Regions from separate parts of the Mus musculus genome. Here region 1 is linked to region 2. Evidence: chromatin loops called from intact Hi-C (ENCODE). Cell type or tissue: heart. All regions are shown on one strand. Links, peaks and the distances in the headings refer to the core of each region. The heading gives the core; the rest is flanking DNA. Region 1 holds the start of Gm52173 (a long non-coding RNA gene). Region 2 holds the start of Gm6569 (predicted gene 6569).

Region 1 (8,325 bases), core at 134-8,133, 73 kb after region 2:
TGTGTTGGCAGGCACAGGCTGACTGACAGGTCTTGGATGTCAATTTCTCATAATGAAGTTCACTTCCTGGAAGGGTGGGGTGTTGGTTGCTGCAGGTGGCCACAGTTAACGAGCAGAGCAGAAACGAGCCCCTCAGGTTTTACCTGAAGCCCCAGGCCACTACACCCCAAGGAGCTTTCTCTAGAGGAAGTACAGACCATTTCCTCCTACTTCTGGAGGCCCCAGGCATTCTGTGATTGTAGTTGTGACCCTCCAGTCTCTGTTTTCACATGGCCCTCCTTTCTCTCAAGTCTCCCCTGTTTCTTTCCCATGGATTGGGACATATGTCATTGGAACTCAGCAAGGCCTCTGGCTAACAACATCTTTAATTAGGCCTTGTACAAGTTCAGGGACTCGGAATGTGCCATGGCCTGTCAGAGGTGCTGTCCAGACCTCAGGCCAAAGGGACACAAGCTTTGGGTACATTTTCATTCCTTCATCTAGTAATAAGTTGTGAGGAGCCTAGGGGCCAGCACCTGGGTTGTGTGTAATCTGTGCTCTGAAGTTGTGTGGAGACCCTGGGCTGGGCAGGGGCTGGAGGAGAAGCTGTGTGGGCTGTAGCCTAAGAGGGACAGTGGGAAGAGCAGCTGGGGAAGGGAAGGCCAGAGTGATTGGGTCTTTGAGCAGCTACCTCAGACCCACACTGCACAGCAATGCCTTGCGTAAGAGCTGTGGAGGACAGTGATGTCTACCATGGCTGGCCATATCCTGTCCACTTTTTATTTATTATTATTTCTATTATTCCTGTTCCTGTTTTATTCCCGGAAGCTGAAGGTGAGTGACCAAGCACAGAGAATGAGAGTTGTGTCCATCGCCAATGTCACATCTACTGTGGGACTGACTGTCTGGAAAGTCCCGTTCCTGCCCTAGCCCCTAGAGGAAGACAGGCTATGACCTTGCTGCCGTGCATGCTGCCACCTGTGTGGGAAAGCCTGTAGATACCTGTTTGGGAGGGGCAGGCCTATGGGAACCCTAGGGATGGGGACCTTTGGGAGAGTGTATGGCTTTTGGGGAAAGAAGGGTCTCTTGAGCTATGCCTGGCCCATCTCAGGAAGCAAGAAGTAGGCTCAGAAGACACAGGGGTGTTGGGCCTTGATGGCTCTTTGTGAGTTTGGGGGTGCTCTGATGACAGGGCAGACTGCCATTGCAGTGTGCAGACAGTAAAGAGCAAGGGGTCTTACGATGAAGAAGGCTCAGTGGAGGATAAGGATGCTATATGGGCAGAGCCTCTGCCTCTGGATGACCCGAAGAATGGAGAAGAAACTCATGGCAGCCAGGACCCAAGGACCCAGGGAGTGACCAGGATCACTATGGTGGTGAACATCTGTACCCTGGAAGCCTGGTTGCTCCAACCAAGCCCCAGGCAGCTGGTGTCACAGACATAGGCCTTATTGTGACAAGACATATTGCCTCTGTATAGTGGGAGATTAGGTGTTAAAGGAGCTGGTAGAGGTATCATGTCCACTCAGCATCCAGAACACTGTGGTAGAAAACCAGGACTCTGTGGCCAGGTAGTGTTAAGATAGCTTTGGGGGCCAGGGAAGGCACCATAGCTCTGGGATGTTTGAGGCAAGTGTTGACCTGGAGCAGGAGTGTTTGGAGGCAAGCAAAGAGCTGTGTCAGGCCTGCTTCTGTGGGGTGGAGGGTAGGGTGGTCTGTCCCACCCCTGTTCCTTCCCTGGCTTTGCAGCTGCTGAGCTGGAACCCACCTGGAACATGTGTCTGTTTATCTGGCTTTATTGCAGTGATTTCAGCTGATCCCAAGCCTAGAGATACTCTGCCAGCCTTGGGAGACACTGTCTCTCCTGTCCCTTTGTCATGGTAACTGTAATAGGGCTCCAATCTGAGATAGATGGCGGATTGGCTTCTAGACCTGCTTTTCTGTGTTACCTTGGTGCTCTTTTCTGGCACCAGGTGAGAAAGGCTAGAATGCCCAGGATTCTCCCATGATCCTCTTTTCCCTGGTAGCTACAACTAGTCTTCTGTCCCTCCACTGCAAGATGATGGGAGCTGAGTGAAGATGTGCTTGTTGGTTTTCTAGATGTTTCTTAACTTTAATGTTCATTGACTTCCTGCTAGGAGGTCATCGGCATCATGGGAAGAATAGGGCAGAGATGACCTCACTGGAGACTCCAGAATCTTCCAGGACCATGTTTGTTGATGCTTGTTCCCGTGAGATGTGATCATAGCTGACCTCAAGCGTTTGGCCTTGGACCTCTCTCATGTTGAGTGTGACAGGTATGCTTCAGCTAGGAGAGCTCCTGGGCTCAACTCTGACTCTTCCTTCCTCCCTGTCCAGGCTAAGCAGCTCAGGGGAAAGCTGAGGCACAGAGAGGCAAGGCTGACTGACAGATGCTGGTACAGCACACACACACACAGATCTCCAGTCTCCCAGCACCTGACTGAATCCCAGAAAAGAAGAGGGGCCTGGGAGATTATCTGGTCCAACTGCCTTTCTGCCAAGGAGACACTTTGGCACAGTGAGACTGGGGCTCAGAGAGTAGTGGGAGGCAGCTTTGTCTCCTAGGCAGGTTGTTGCCTAGCCAGGGTTGGCATGAAGCCATGAACCAGCCCTTCCAGTCACTTCTTACCCATGCATCTACCTGGCAAAGTTATAGCCCCTTTCCAAGGCTGTCACAATGTCACATGTCTATCTGTGCCAGTGACCCTTCTCTGCATAGCTGTCAGCCCAACCCTGGGGTGCAGGGACAGTTGTCAAGCTGCCACTTCTTGGGAAAGACAAAGGGGAAATTCCATAGAATGTGGGAGTCACTGGCCCAAGGGATGTGCTTGGAGGGGTATGCGCTTTGGCCTTCTGTAGTCCAGTGGGCCAGGGATGAGCAGGATGAGAGCTAGCCAGAGTCCCTTGGCTCTACTCTGTCCTTCCCAGTCTGCCCCTGTCCCCATGTGGCCACAGAATGCTCCAGATTGCAGAGAAGGACTTGGTCACCCATCTCCTTAAGCTATGCCTGTCTTCCTAGGGAGTTTAAGCCGGTGTGCACCCATTTGAGAGGGGTAGGGTCTGTGAATAATGGTCTTCAGGTGGCCAAGGTCCCAATCCTGGAGGGGAGCAGGAGGCAGCTGTGTGGTCCTGGTGGCCTTTCATTTGCTCATTTTAGTTGGGACCAGAGAGCAGGATTGCCTCCCCATAAAAATCTCTAAGTGAACCGACTGCATACTCGAGAATTAAGTTAAAAGCTGAAGCTATTGATGTTTTCAAAAAATAGCATTTAGTAGGAGCCGGGAGATGCTTTGCTTAGTACCCCCTTTCCTTTTTTCTTTTTCTTTTTTGGTGTATTTTATTGATTTCTGCTCTGAAATAGTGCTTTCAACGTTTTAAAATAGAATTCTAGGCGAAGGCGTCCCAGGCTTGGGATTTAAGTGGAAATTGACATGGCTCTTCATATATTCTCCTTAAAAACAAGGCACTCAGGAGCGATTCTCCAGGCTGGTCAGGTACCTCCTCCTCATGACTCTGTCTGCAGCCCCCACTGAGGCTTCCTGTTTAAATGGAATGCTGGGAAAATGGCCGGGGCTGTCTCGAAAGCCTGCTGTGATTTATGCTCTTTTTCTCTGGTGCTGAATGTGGTGGATGAGGCGCCACCCCCCCACTGCCCCCCCCAACCCCCCACCCCACTGCCTCCACCCCCACCCCCACCCCACTTCCCCCACCCCCATCCCACTGCCCCACCCCCCACCGCCCACACCGCCCAACCCTGTCATCCAACCGTGTGGCCACCCTGCTTCCCTTCACTGAGGCCCTTCCTCCTCTGCCTCCTTCCACTGGTAGAACTTGCTCCACGCCATGTGGGGGCTCCTATTCTCTAGAAACCTTGGTAAAGTTCTTGGGCCTTGAGGGAATATATGAGATACTCTCTACAGCAACAGAATACTGGATAGAGACAATGTAAGGGAGGAAGATTGGTTTTTTGGCTTACAGTTTGAGAGAACACAGTCTACCATGGTGAGGATCTGGCAGTGAGAGACATTTACAGTCAAGGTGGCAGGGCTGTGTGGCTTCTTGCTCCCATCTCAGCAGACTAGGGAGCAGAAAATCCCGGTCAAAAGTGGGACTGGGGCTGGAGAGATGGCTCAGCGGTTAAGATCACTGACTGCTCTTCTGAAGGTGCTGAGTTCAAATCCCAGCAACCACATGGTGGCTCACAACCATCCGTAATGAGATCTGACATCCTTTTCTGGTGTGTCTGAAGACAGCTACAGTGTACTTAGATATAATAATAAATAAATCTTAAAAAAAAAAGTGGGACTTGTTTCTGACCCTGAAGGCTACCTACCCTCTGTGGTTCTACAGTCCAATGAGCTAAGGCCCCACCTTTTAAAGCAGCAATTCTTAATCTGTGGGTTGAAACCCTTTTGGAGGTCGAACAAACCTTTCAAAGGAGTCACCTAAGGGCACCGGAAAACACAGATATTTACATTATGATTCCTAACAGTAGCAAGACTACAGTTATGAAGTAGCAATGAAAGTAATATTATGGTTGGGGGGGGTGTCCCCATAACATGAGGAACTGTATTAAAAAATTATAGCATCAGGAAGATTGAGAACCACTGTTTTAAAGGGTCCACAACGTCTTCAAACAGCACCACCTGTTGGTCACTAGGTATTAATCAAAGCACATGAACTCTGGACATCCAACCCATCAATGGGAAAGCTGACCTAGAAAGGTGGCTGGGTCCCTTGCAGGCTCAGGTGGTGGTATGGTACTACCTGAAGGTGTGCCCCACCCCATAGGCTGAAATGTCAACCTTTAGATGATAATGTGAGAGACACATTGGGCAGGTGATGGTGGAGCCAAGATGAGAACCCTCTAAGGGAGACTTCATGATGGTTCTTGCCCTCACCCTATTACTGCCTGAGGACATAACCAGAGGGCTGGCTATGAGCCCAGAGATAGCCACTAGGAGACACAGAGTTGATATACACCTAGTTTTGGACTGGCCTGCAGGCAAGGGGTCCTGAATGTGTGGTGAGGCTGAGCTTCCATGCTGTGTTGGCTATTTGGATGCTACTCTCTCTTCCTGGAGATGCCTGTGGCTCTGGTCCCCAGCCTCAAAGTACCTCATTGCCAAGGCCTGAGGACACCTCTCTTAAACAGGGCTGTGGGTTTGAGTCTCAAGCCTGGATTTTAGGGGATAGCATTGGAAATCTCTAGGCAATTTGTCCTCTCTCCTCTGTCCTTCCTTGTACCTCCAGAGACTTCAGGGCTGGTCTCCATATCCAATGTCCAAAGGGGCCAGGAATGGTCAGGTGGCCTGGGCTAAAACTGTGTCCTTATATTTTTCTGGTCTTCAGGGTACCTGTTGCTGGGCTGTTTGTGGGAGGAGAGGCTAGTGAGCACTGTAACCACCACTGATCATGAGTGTTCTCTGAGCAGGTGGAGATGATTGTATTATAGCTGTGTTTCTTTGTTTAACCCTTTAGGAACCCCAGGTGGCAGGTAGGTGCCACCTCCCCACCCCAAGGGGCCAGCCTTCACCATGCACACAAACACCCTTGTTCTTGGAGCCTTGAGGCAGGCACTCAGGGATGTCTTAGTTAGAGTTTCTATTACCGTGATAAAACACCACGAGCAAAGGCAACTTGGGAAAGGGTTTATTTCAACTGACAGTTCTGCATCATGGTGCATCCCCGAGGGATGTCAGGAGTGGAACCTGGAGATAGGAGCTGATGTAGAGGCCACAGAGGACTGCTGCTTCAGCCTTGCTACTTCAGCCTGCTTTCTTACAGCACCTGGACTCCCAGCACAGAGGTGGCACTACCTACCCATAGCGATCTGGGCGCTCTCATGTCAATCACCCATCAAGAGAATGTACCACAGACTTGCCTGCAGGCCAATCAGGTGGGGGCATTTTTCTCATCTGAGGTTTCCTCTTTTAAAATGACTCTAGCTTATGTCAAGTTGACATAAATTGGCTATCACAGATGGGGAAGGGCCCCGAAGGTGAGGTGTACCAACAGGAGGGGTGTCTGGTATTGAGGAGTACTTGACCGTGTGCAGAAGTGTCTGTGCAGAGTAGAATAATACCACACACCCACGGGTACTTGGCCTGGGAGGGCCCACTAGGATATGGGCAGCTCAGGGCTGGATCTTGCTCTGACCCCTGTTCCCTTTTGCTCTCTATGATGCCAGCTGTCTCTTCTGTACCATCTGTGTTGAGATGGGAAGCCACCAGATGTCACCATGGCGGTCCCTATCACCACTGACAGCACCTGGCCAAGTGGCAGATGGCTACCAGGCCAGAGGCTGAGATGGTAAAACTCAGGCATGCCAGCCATGTGGGTGTGTATGGCTGTGTTACCTCAAATTCAGGGGTGGATCTGTGGATGGGTGAACCTCTAGCAGGTGGGAAGCTGAATGCCTTTTACTGCAGGAGTGTGCCTTCCTAAAAGGTGTTCAGGACTGCCCTCTTTGGATGCTGATGCTGGGGTCTAGATTGCTGGGGCACTGGTAAAGTCAGAGGAAAAAAGCTGGTGGCCCAAAGATGAGCCTGGGCCTGCTGGCCTGGGCCTGAGTCCCCTTGGCCTCTATGACGTCTACTCCTGTGTGCACAGATTTCCTGTTGGAGTCAGTATATGGATAAAAAACTGAGGGAAGGAGAGAAGCACTCAGCCCTCCTCGGTCTGACACACTGCCTTCACTCTACAGTGTGGGCCTGGACCACACCCGCTAGGCTCTAACACCCCACCCCTGTCTGCTCTCCAGTCCACCCTGGGCTTTTGTTGTGGTTGCTTTCAAACCTTCAGTGTCTTCCCTGTGCCATGGAACCCAGAGCTGGCCCTCTAGATTGGGACTGGGGTCTTGCAAGCCATGGTCCCCAAGGTCTGGCTCCCAGGACTTCAGTACTCCAAGCATGGCCACTGTCCCGTTGTGGTCCTTCTAGTAGGTCATTGCCCTTCAGGCTACTGCCTACTCCACAGGTACCTCAGGGCCCTCCGGTGGATTGCAACTGTATTCCTATAGGAGGGAGGGACATTCTACCCCTCCAGGTTCACTGCCTACTGTTTGGTTGTCAGTAAGTCCCATCAACTTGTCCCATCAACCCAATTCCTTTCTGGCCAGTAATGAGGCAAGAAACACTTGCAGTAGGGTTCAGAGGAGTGCTTCCAGGGGTCACTTTCCTTCTGTCCAGCTCGGGGGTTTCTACCTTTGCCCCCTAGAGTTCAATACTGCAGGGTGCTCACCCACAGGCTCTCATCCAGCAGACCCTACCCACCAGGCCCCATCCAGCAGACTCCACCTACCAGGCCCCATCCAGCAGACTCCACCCACCAGGCCCCACCCACCAGACTCCACCCACCAGGCCCCACCCACCAGACTCCACCCACCAGGTCCCATTCAGCAGGCCCCATTCACTAGACCTTGTCTACCACACTCTATCTACCAGACCCTGTCCAGTAGACCCCACAGCCCAGACCCTCATCCTGCAGACCCCTTACTTCTCAGCTTTGTCTTGAACTGTTTGTAGTCCTCTGCTTCCAGGTATAGCTGGTTTTCAGGTCCTCACTTGCCTCTCTGCTTCCCTTGCATGGCCCTGTCAGCTCCGTACGTAGCTCAGGGCAACAGACCCCCTAAGAAAGAGTACAAGAAGGTTGAGGCAGCAGGTTGGGAGGAGGTAGAGAAGGGGGTGGATGCTGAGGGTGAGCAGGGTCCAGGGAGGGATGAGAGAACTCTGGTGGTTCAGGCCCTGCTGGTCTTTTTAGGTCTTTTGTGGACAGGAAGTGAGGCCTGCCCTTACCACCCACCATCACTGCTTCTTGTTCCTTCAGCCCTCAGCGCTGCGGGACAAGGGTGATCATCCTGTTAGCTGTGACCATGGATTTGAGCTGATGTCAAGGAGAGCTTTGTCCTGCGGTGTGAATCCTGTTGGTTCCTCCTGGTTTTTAATTCAGAGCTCCTGCTGCCTCATCTCCACAGGGCTCCCTCTCTCTAGCTGAGAACCTGGTGAGGGTGCCATTTCAAGGTTGGGCCCAGGCTGTAATATTTCTGGGCAATTCCTTGGGGGGCTGCAAAGGGGCCTGAGTTCCTAGGACCCCTTTCTTTAGCACGAGGGGCTGGAGGCAGCTTAGAACCACCCCCCATGAGGGACTAAGTAGGAAGTTTCCGTGTTCCATGAGTGACAGTATCACATGCCTTATGCTCACAGACACTGCAGCAGTGTGGCCAGCCTTCCAGTGTAAGGGGACCTTGTTTTCAATTCATTCACCAACTCAAGGCAAATTGTATAATGGTGAATTTTAAATGTGGAAAAGGTTCCTGATGTTTCC
Region 2 (8,325 bases), core at 172-8,171:
CTTGGCTGTGGAGCAGGCTGCTGCCCTGCTATGGACAGCCTTCCCTCCTTGCTCCAGGGCCCAGGGGAAAGCTTCACTACACTATGTATCCTTGGGGGTTGAACCTTCCAAATGATTGGGGTTAAGATGGGTCCTGAGGATGGGGCCCAAGCACTGGGTTAGTGCCTCCATAAGAGGATGATCCATGTGACTGCTCAGCTGGAGGGTGGCTGTCAGTGAGCCATGAGCTGGCTCTCCTCAGAAGTCATCACATTTGGAAATTCTGCTCAGAAACTGTATGGTGGGACAAGTATGGTGGAGAATCCCAGTCCTTGCTGCTCTGTCCCTGTACAGAGTGGACTGTGTCCTCATAAAGCTGGCATCTGGGAACTGGGCCCTGTGCACAGAGCAAAGGTTGTCACAACTATTATTCTCAATTTTCCCTCACGGGGATCACATTGCAATGAGGTGGGACACAGGGGGAAGTGACCACATAAGAGAGCTCTGGACATTGTAGGCAGAAGTAGCAAGATATGGGGGGTCATGTGGCAGAGGAAGAAGTCAACTTAAAACAGCAGACCTGGAAGGCTGGGCTGAGGCTGTGGCCTGTGGGCGAAGCTATCCTGTGGGCACCTCGTTTGTGTGCATATGCATATGTACTTATGTGAGTATACATGTGTATATATATATGTGTGTGTGTACACCCATGTATGTGCACATATACACGTGTACTTGCATGCATGTACATACATGCATGTGTATGTATATATACATGTGTGTATATGTGTGTGTATATATGTGTATGTATATGTATACACACACACACACACACACATGGATGTACATATATGTGTATGTGTGTGGGTATGCCTGTACACATGTGTGTAGGTCTGTGTGTGTGTGTGATGAGTGAACAGCAGTATCTCCTCTTCTTGGGGTCAAGTCTGTAGAAACACAAGCTATTGCGTCCTTCCTTCCCATTCTGCCCTGAAGAAGCTGACACGGAAGTAGGCAGCAGTCCATCCCTGTCTGTCCAGCTGTCCATTTGCCGGCTCACGCCATGTTGTGACCCTTGCCCATCTTTATCTCTGGTCCTCATGAGCAGTTTCTGTCCCCTCCTCTCCTGGCAATTTTCCCTCCTCCTATCACACTGAGGGCAGCAACAGCCCAGGACCCACCCTAAGTCCCCCTTAGCCTGCTCTTGGAGATGATACCCCTAGGCCCTATCATGGCCACCCCAGGATGCACCCTCCAAGATGGTGTGTTGCTGCCCTGGAAGGTGAAGAAGCCAGGCGCCTGCGGGCTGGGTGGCCTCTGGCTCCCCCATGTCTTCCAGGACTGAACTGACCTGGAGTTGTGGGACATGGCTGATGAGGGCTTATCAATTGAGCTGCGGCTGTGGGACCTGTCAGAATGCTGCCCATTCATGTTGAGATCCAGAGCAGGCCACCCACAGGTCCCAGTTGCAGCTCTATCCTTACCAACAGGCTAGCGCTGTCCTGGCTGGCCCTGACCTCACCCTGAGGTCATAATGGCTCCAGTGTCCACAGCACCCTTCTAGAGACAGTGCTGTGGTGCCAGCACTGTTCTGAGGATGGTAGGCTGGGGATATGTGCTTGGGTCTACACATGCATTGAGGATGTGTGTCCCCAGTCAGGCTGCTTCATGTCTATCTCTTGGTTCCTCACACCTCTGGCATTCTCTGTGACTTGTGTATGAGTGGACCATCTGTAATAGGAGTCCAGGACCCTGTGGTGACAGAAGAGCCTAGGCTGGGGCTGTGACTGCTCTTGAGGGCTCCAGCTGAACACATGAGATGCTATGCTATCCTATCTGGGTGCTATTGCACAGACATGCCTGGCAAACATCCCCACATAGACACAGCTCCTGGATTGAGGCCAGCTGAGGCTCTAAGTAGAGGGTGGGGCAAAGTGTCCCACACCAAACTCAGCCTTTCCATTTACTGATCTTACGGCTCCGTGTCATTCATTCAACCTCTCTGGGCCTTAGTCTCCACTCCTGTGAAATGGGAGCATATCTACCAAGCTGCTGGGTCGCTCTGAGACTTGATGAGAGGGTAAGAGTACACCAGTATAGTGTCTGGGCAGGGTAGGGGCTTCTTGGTTCTGGTGCCGAATGGTGGCCACCATCCCAGTCTAATAGTCTGAGAGATGTGAACAATGCCAGTCCTGGCTGATGGTGCTGAGTGTCACAGTGCTTACTTAGCCTTGGGCATTCCTGGGACCCAGCTTCACCCACAAAGTGTGGGAGGCAAAGGAGGAAGCCCAGCCTCAGGGTGGGGCAGGGCAGCTGGGGAGGTTGGGCTGAGGACCCGGGAAGTACTGAGGGACAGCGTGTGCAGACACCATGAGGGTTTGAGGTTTGCTCGTATGGAACTGTGAAGACAAGTCTCAGCTGGGGCTGGGGCACCTGTGGAAGATGGAAGAGCCAGCTAGGTGTGACCCATCAGGTGTCTAGGGTCACCGCAGAACTGAATCCAACCCTGACATCCTATGAGACTGCATGGACGACATCTGCAAAGGCCACTCGTCTGGGGGAAGGCTGGAGGCTGTGGGCCTGGCTCTTCACAGCTGAGGCCCTGGTGACCGAGGACTGATCACCTTGGCTCCAGAGTCTGCTATAAGCAGCTTTGACCTTGATCTGCAGCCCCCATGACTGCTCTAGCTCAGTTTCCCTGCCTAGGAGGAAAGGCAGAGCTGGTAACCAAGTGAATGAGGCCCAAGGGCTGTCCCCATGCAAGGACACTCTAAGAAGGTACTGTCTGCAGCCAGAAAGAGTCCCGTAGCTGACTTAGAGCTGGTTCACACCTTGATCTGGTCGGTCCAGACTTCCCGATACCCATGAGCCCTCAGGCCATGTGTTCTGTCTGAGAGGCAGAGTTGAAACCCTAGGTTCGTTTAGGGAGGCCGACACCTCCTTATCTATCCGTTCACGAGGCAGGTCACAGCAGAGCTGGTTCTGTGACTTCTGAGTGTGGTGACTCCTAGGGCCCTGGTAACCATTTTTGCCTAGGGCCCTTGACCAAGGGTATGTGGGAGCCAGCCCAGTAGGCTCTGATTCCTGAAATTTTAGGAATTTTGTGTGTTGGTTGCTAAATAAAGCCACAGGAAGCTTAAACAGATTATCTCAAGTCTTCATACGTATTCCTTCCTGGGTCTGTAGCTATGTCATTGTCCTTATACGAAGACTATTTCTTTCTTTCTTTTTTCCATTTTTTATTAGGTATTTAGCTCATTTACATTTCCAATGCTATACCAAAAGTCCCCCATATCCACCCACCCCCACTCCCCTGCCCACCCACTCCCCCTTTTTGGCCCTGGTGTTCCCCTGTACTGGGGCATATAAAGTTTGCAAGTCCAATGGGCCTCTCTTTCCAGTGATGGCCGACTAGGCCATCTACGAAGACTATTTCTTAGCTGTACACCATACCTGTGTGGGCGGGAAACTGTAATGGTGACTTTGTACGAGTGGCAAGCACCCATGGTATGCAGGAGAACCTGAATTCAGCAGTGATCCTGGCTATGCCGTGCTTGTGTTGGTCTGCTTGTGAGCACCACCAAATATCTGCCAGACATAGGTGCCCTGTCAAGTGGGGGCCACTTCTTCATGCCTCTCAAGGTCAGATGTGCCCACTGTTCTGTTCTGGAATAAAATTCAGAGAGGACCATACATTGGTCACACTGCTGTTTAGGGCAGAAACAGGATGCAAACTCAGGCCACTAAACAAGTCCGGTGTGGGAACGAGGCTATCTGGTGGCACCCTCTTTTTCCAGGGTGCTAGTCTTTCAATCTTGCCTCAATGTGTCACCTGTCTGGCTCCCCCCATGCAGCCAGTAGGTGGCGCTGTGGTCACAGACAGGACTGTGATCAGAGGGCTGCGGTTTGGAGTGGGGGCGGGATGAGGAGGAGATGGGAGGGCGGGGACTCCACTGAGCCTGCCACTCTGTCCTGGAGCCTCTGAAGTGAGATGCTTCTATAGCACCTCCCTCTATCCTAGGACCAGCAGTGGGGTGGAGTCCAGCATCTCACCTCCTCAGGGTAGATGTGGGTGGTTTTCTCTTGGGCTTCACTACCAAACCCTTGCATACTGGCTCCCCTAGGAGAGGAGCCTGACCCACTTCAGGGGAGCCCCTGGCTGTTCTCAGCTCTCAGTGTCCAGTGATGCAGGTTTTTTCTTTTTTCTTTTTCTTTTTTTTTTGCAACTCGGGAACCCTGGAATTTGCCCCCTTCCTAAGGAAACAGTGCACCTTCCTAGCTCTTCCTGGTCTCTGGGAAGCCAGGCTTGGTTTCTGAGTTCTAGGGTGGCAGACCCATGAACTGTGCTGGGCCCAGTGGGTGAAGGACAGAGGAGCTGCATTGTTGACGGAGGAGCCAGGCATGGGTCTGTGCCCCTCTGGAGACATTCATGTCAGGCTGGGAATTAACTGCAAGACTTTTATAAGGAAACCTAGGGGACAGGAGAAATGACATTGTCCTCCCTGGCCATGAAACCAAAAGCCCAGGGGAAGAAGGTGGAGAAGACAGTGTTCAAGCAAAAAAACTTCAGCAAAGCGAGGAAATAGTGAAACGGAAGGCAGCCCTCCCCTTTGCCCAGCACACACCCCAGCCAGGGGAAGATACTGACAATCACTTCTCTATGATAAGGAGTTACAGCCAAACAGTAAAAGAAAACGCTCAAGTCATCAACAGAGAAACCCCGATGAAAGCAGGGCAGGAGTTGGGTGACGTCATCCAGAGTGGACAGACATCTGACCGGCAGATTCACGCACAGGTGACTCCATCACTAGAAACCTAGGCTGTGCGGTCAGAGCCACCCATGGCAAGCTGTCCGTTCTTACCTGTCAGGACAGACTACTGAAAAGCAAGACTCAGGGGTGTCGGGGGAGGGGAATGCTCCTGCCTGGTGGGTGAAGTGTGACAGGGTTGCAGCCAGTGAAGAAAACAGTTCGGAGGTTCCTCAGAAAATTAAAAATAGCGCTGCCATAAGATCTCGTAATCACCCTTCTGGGCACACATCCAAAGCCATCAAGATTAGAATCTCAGGATGTGTCTCTCACGCCTTGTCCACAGTCACCTCCACAAGGCCAGGGTGTGGGAGCGGCCTGTTTCTATCTATGACCGAATGGATGGAGGTATGTGATGAGGCACCCAGGGGATACCATCCAGCCTTTAATAAGAAGGAAAGCTGATGTCTTGCATGTGTGGCTGCCTCCAAAGACATTGTATTAAGTGAAAAGAGCCACCATGGCAGGCAATATGGCTGATCTCATTCCTATCACACAGTTGACTCCCAGTCACCGGGAATGGTGGCTGGCCAGGTCAGTGAAGGATGAGGGCTACTGGTCCAAGACTTTGGGAGATGGGCAGAGTGGCACATTGATGTGGCGGTGAGGGTGTAAGCTGATGTGCATGGGACATAGAACTAAAGCTCTGTTGGGGTGGGTGTTGTGGGTAGCCAGGAACCAGCATTCTCTAAGACTTAGGGAGGTCAGGGGACCAACAACTTGGCTGTGGCTGTTTGGGGACTGTAAGGGACTTTAGCCCTTTTACTATGACTGAATGGAATTGAAAGGGAGTGGTCTTAGTATGGGCTGCCTAGAGCAAGACATGCTCCATCCCAGGATGCATGAGGCCACAGAAGTCAAGGGAGGGACTGATTCAGACAGGTGACTTCCCTTGAAGGCTCTGTGGGATCAGAGGTACAGAGCAGACCAGAAGGACAAGATGGCACTTGCCCTGCAGTGGATAGCAAGGCAGGAGAAAACAGATGTGAAAATGCAGACGTGGGTGGTGGTAGTGTGAATGATGGGTAGGCCACTCTTCCATGAAGCTGCCCCCGTTCTCCCACTGCAGCACTGCTGTATCAGTCAGCGCGGCCAGGTAACAAATAGCCCCTGACAGTGAACTTGCTCACATGATTGCTGGAGGTTGGGTCTTCTCTCTTCCAGGCCCCAGATCCAACTACAAGCAAGGACATCCACTTCTTCTGAGGTTGTCTTGGTTCCTGGGCCTTCTTATAGCCTGCAGGTATGCATGGAGGGGAGTGATACCTCCCAGCCTCTCTCAGGGATTATGGCTAGTTCCTGGACCATGAGTGCTAGGGTGGCAACAGCAGGGAAGCTATGCCACAGTGCTCAGTGCTCTTGACCTCAGGAAGCTCCGGTATCCACAGCAATTCCTTCTGGAGATTCTTATCTTGTCAGCCCCACATCCTTGATCCTTGGTGCTGGGTCCATGGGGCTGGGGTAGGGGAGGGCACAAGTCCACAGAGGTTTCCTGAAGCAGGAGCCTTAGTCTGGCTCAAGTCTGGGCTCTACTTGAGTTGCTGAAGATAGGAGCTGATGTTAGGCTCCTAGGCTCTGGAAACACTCTTGAAGTGCCCATGGCGGGGAAGTGTCACTGAGGGGGATCAAGTTCTCAGCAGCCCCATGGGCATAGACTGGCATGTGAATACCGGATTGATCTGAGTCAAGACAGGATATGAAGGTACCTTCGGACTCTCATGAGCCCTGCCCCATCCCCCTTCCAGATGGGGCCCCTTTAAACGCAACATTCTGTCTTCCAGAAGGACCCTCCCAGTCTCCTGGGCAGCCAAGTAAACAGAAGTGGGACTGCTTCTGACATGGCTTCCCCGTGTTCTGGGGACCTCAGCCCCACTGGTCTGGCCCCGCCCCCTGTCACCACTCCAGGTGAGACACATGGGGAAGATGTCTGATGAGAAGTGTGTGTGTGTGTGTGTAAGGGGGATTTTGGGGGGGCTGTTCTGAGAATGTGGGAACAGGAAGCAGCATTCCAGCTATCTTCCAGAAAGTGGGGGTGGGGCCCAGGTAGTGGAGGACACCAGTCTTTCTTCTGAATTCCTTTCTGCCCTCCCCTAAGCCTTTGACCTGAGAGCCCTCCTGGGGGAGAACAGACGGGGCCTTCTTTGTTCTGGCCACACCTCCTTAAGACCCTCTAGGATCCCAGTCCTCCACCCTAGTGGGGACACCACCCTCTCTGTTCACTGACTGTTTATCTATCATCCTGCTGACTTCTTCCCTTCCCGCGGCTCAGGCCTCTGGATTCATCTAGTTCAAGCTTGGTCAAGGCCTGGTCAGCATAGCGACTATAGCTCCCCTACATCCATTTTTGGATTCTTCTCTGGTCTGCTCCCTTGAGGAAGCTCCTGCCCTACTTGGGGGAAACACACCCTCTGTTTTTAGCCACCTCCCTGCACTCTCTGCTTTGTCTCACCTCCCACCCAGCCAGCCTTCTCTTCCTGCTGCCCTTGATTGGCACCCCCCATGGTACCCCCTTCATTGTCTGTGTCCTGTTGGCTGGAAGAACCAGGTCTTCACCCCCATTTTTTAACAGCTGCCTGAAGGGTGCCTCCACCAGGCCAGGCCCCTGACTTCTTGGTTGCCTGGTCTCTCTCCTAGCAACAGCTAGGTGCCTTCTCTCTGTGCCCCAGCTGCTGGCTATGAATCTCTCTCCCTGTGACACTGAAGCCATCTTAGGACTCAGGTACTTGCCCTCACACACTGATGCTTTGACTGTCCCACCTTATCCATTCCCAGCCAAGGCCAGCTGCCCACCCTTCTCTCTGACGCAGCCACACCCAAGCCACCCTCTGCCTCAGGCAGAAGCATTCGCTTTCCACAGCCATTACCACAGAGGCGGGAGGCTCTCTGTCCTCTCTCTCAACCTCACTTCCCTTGTAGCGACTGCCTGATTTCTCTGCTCCACATTTATAACAAATCCTTGCCGCCTCTAAATCTCTCTCTCTCTCCCATTTGCTCTTGAACCTGCTCTAATCGGGCTTAATTTCTGTACTTCCCTGAAGCAACTCAGGTCAAGGTCACCGATGTCCTTCACCACGCTAAGTCTGAGGCCAGCTCTCAGGCCTCATTTGATGTGACCCACGGGCAGCACGTGACTCAGCCTGATCTGCTTCCAGAATCTCCCACACTGCTCCTACATCACTGTCTTCTCTTTGGTCCCCTCACTGGCTTCTCCTCTCTCTGACCTGGCAAGGACAGATGGCCCCAGGCTTGGTCCAGGATCTCTTCTCCTTCCCTCCTCTCCCCTCCCCTCCTCTCCCCTGACTTCTCCTCCCCCTCCCTCCTCCCTTCCTCCTTCCCTCCCTCCTCTCCTCCTTCCCTCCCCCTCTCTCCTTCCTCTCTTCCTTCTTCCCTCCCTCCTCTCTTCCTTTCCATCCCACCCCTTCCCTCCCTTTCCCTCTTCCCTCCCTTCTCCCCTCCCTCCTCCCCTCCCTCCCCAGGTGATTTCATCCACTCTTTTGGCTCTAAATGCCATTTCCCCAGGTCTGTCTCCAGCCAGCTATGT

Evidence for each region. A loop is a pair of places that touch in the nucleus more often than their neighbours do. Peaks named below come from ENCODE experiments on the same cell type or tissue, not always from the same donor. Only the 100,000 strongest peaks of a DNase experiment are listed, where the experiment ranks them.
Region 1: a loop joins it to region 2, with 6 times the contacts of the local background. A loop is called at or near these places in 5 of 42 quality-filtered maps.

What each region holds. Positions count from the first base shown.
Region 1 is chr15:73,902,201-73,910,525 of GRCm38, forward strand. It overlaps Gm52173 (a long non-coding RNA gene), which reads left to right and starts at 1,514. Exons shown (of 3, transcript XR_003951470.1): 1 at 1,514-1,550; 2 at 2,118-2,276; 3 at 5,788-5,899. In heart, for the core only: a CTCF peak has its summit at 4,649 (motif pointing left); no DNase peak of the experiment used is centred there.
Region 2 is chr15:73,829,557-73,837,881 of GRCm38, forward strand. All of the region lies in intron 1 of Mroh5 (maestro heat-like repeat family member 5), which reads right to left. Gm6569 (predicted gene 6569) reads left to right here and starts at 3,554. Exons shown (of 4, transcript NM_001374241.1): 1 at 3,554-4,771; 2 at 5,949-6,027; 3 at 6,566-6,689. The coding sequence starts at 6,623. In heart, for the core only: CTCF peaks have their summits at 3,823 (motif pointing right) and 4,053; a DNase peak (open chromatin) is centred at 3,885; H3K27ac peaks cover 422 bases; H3K27me3 peaks cover 3,243 bases.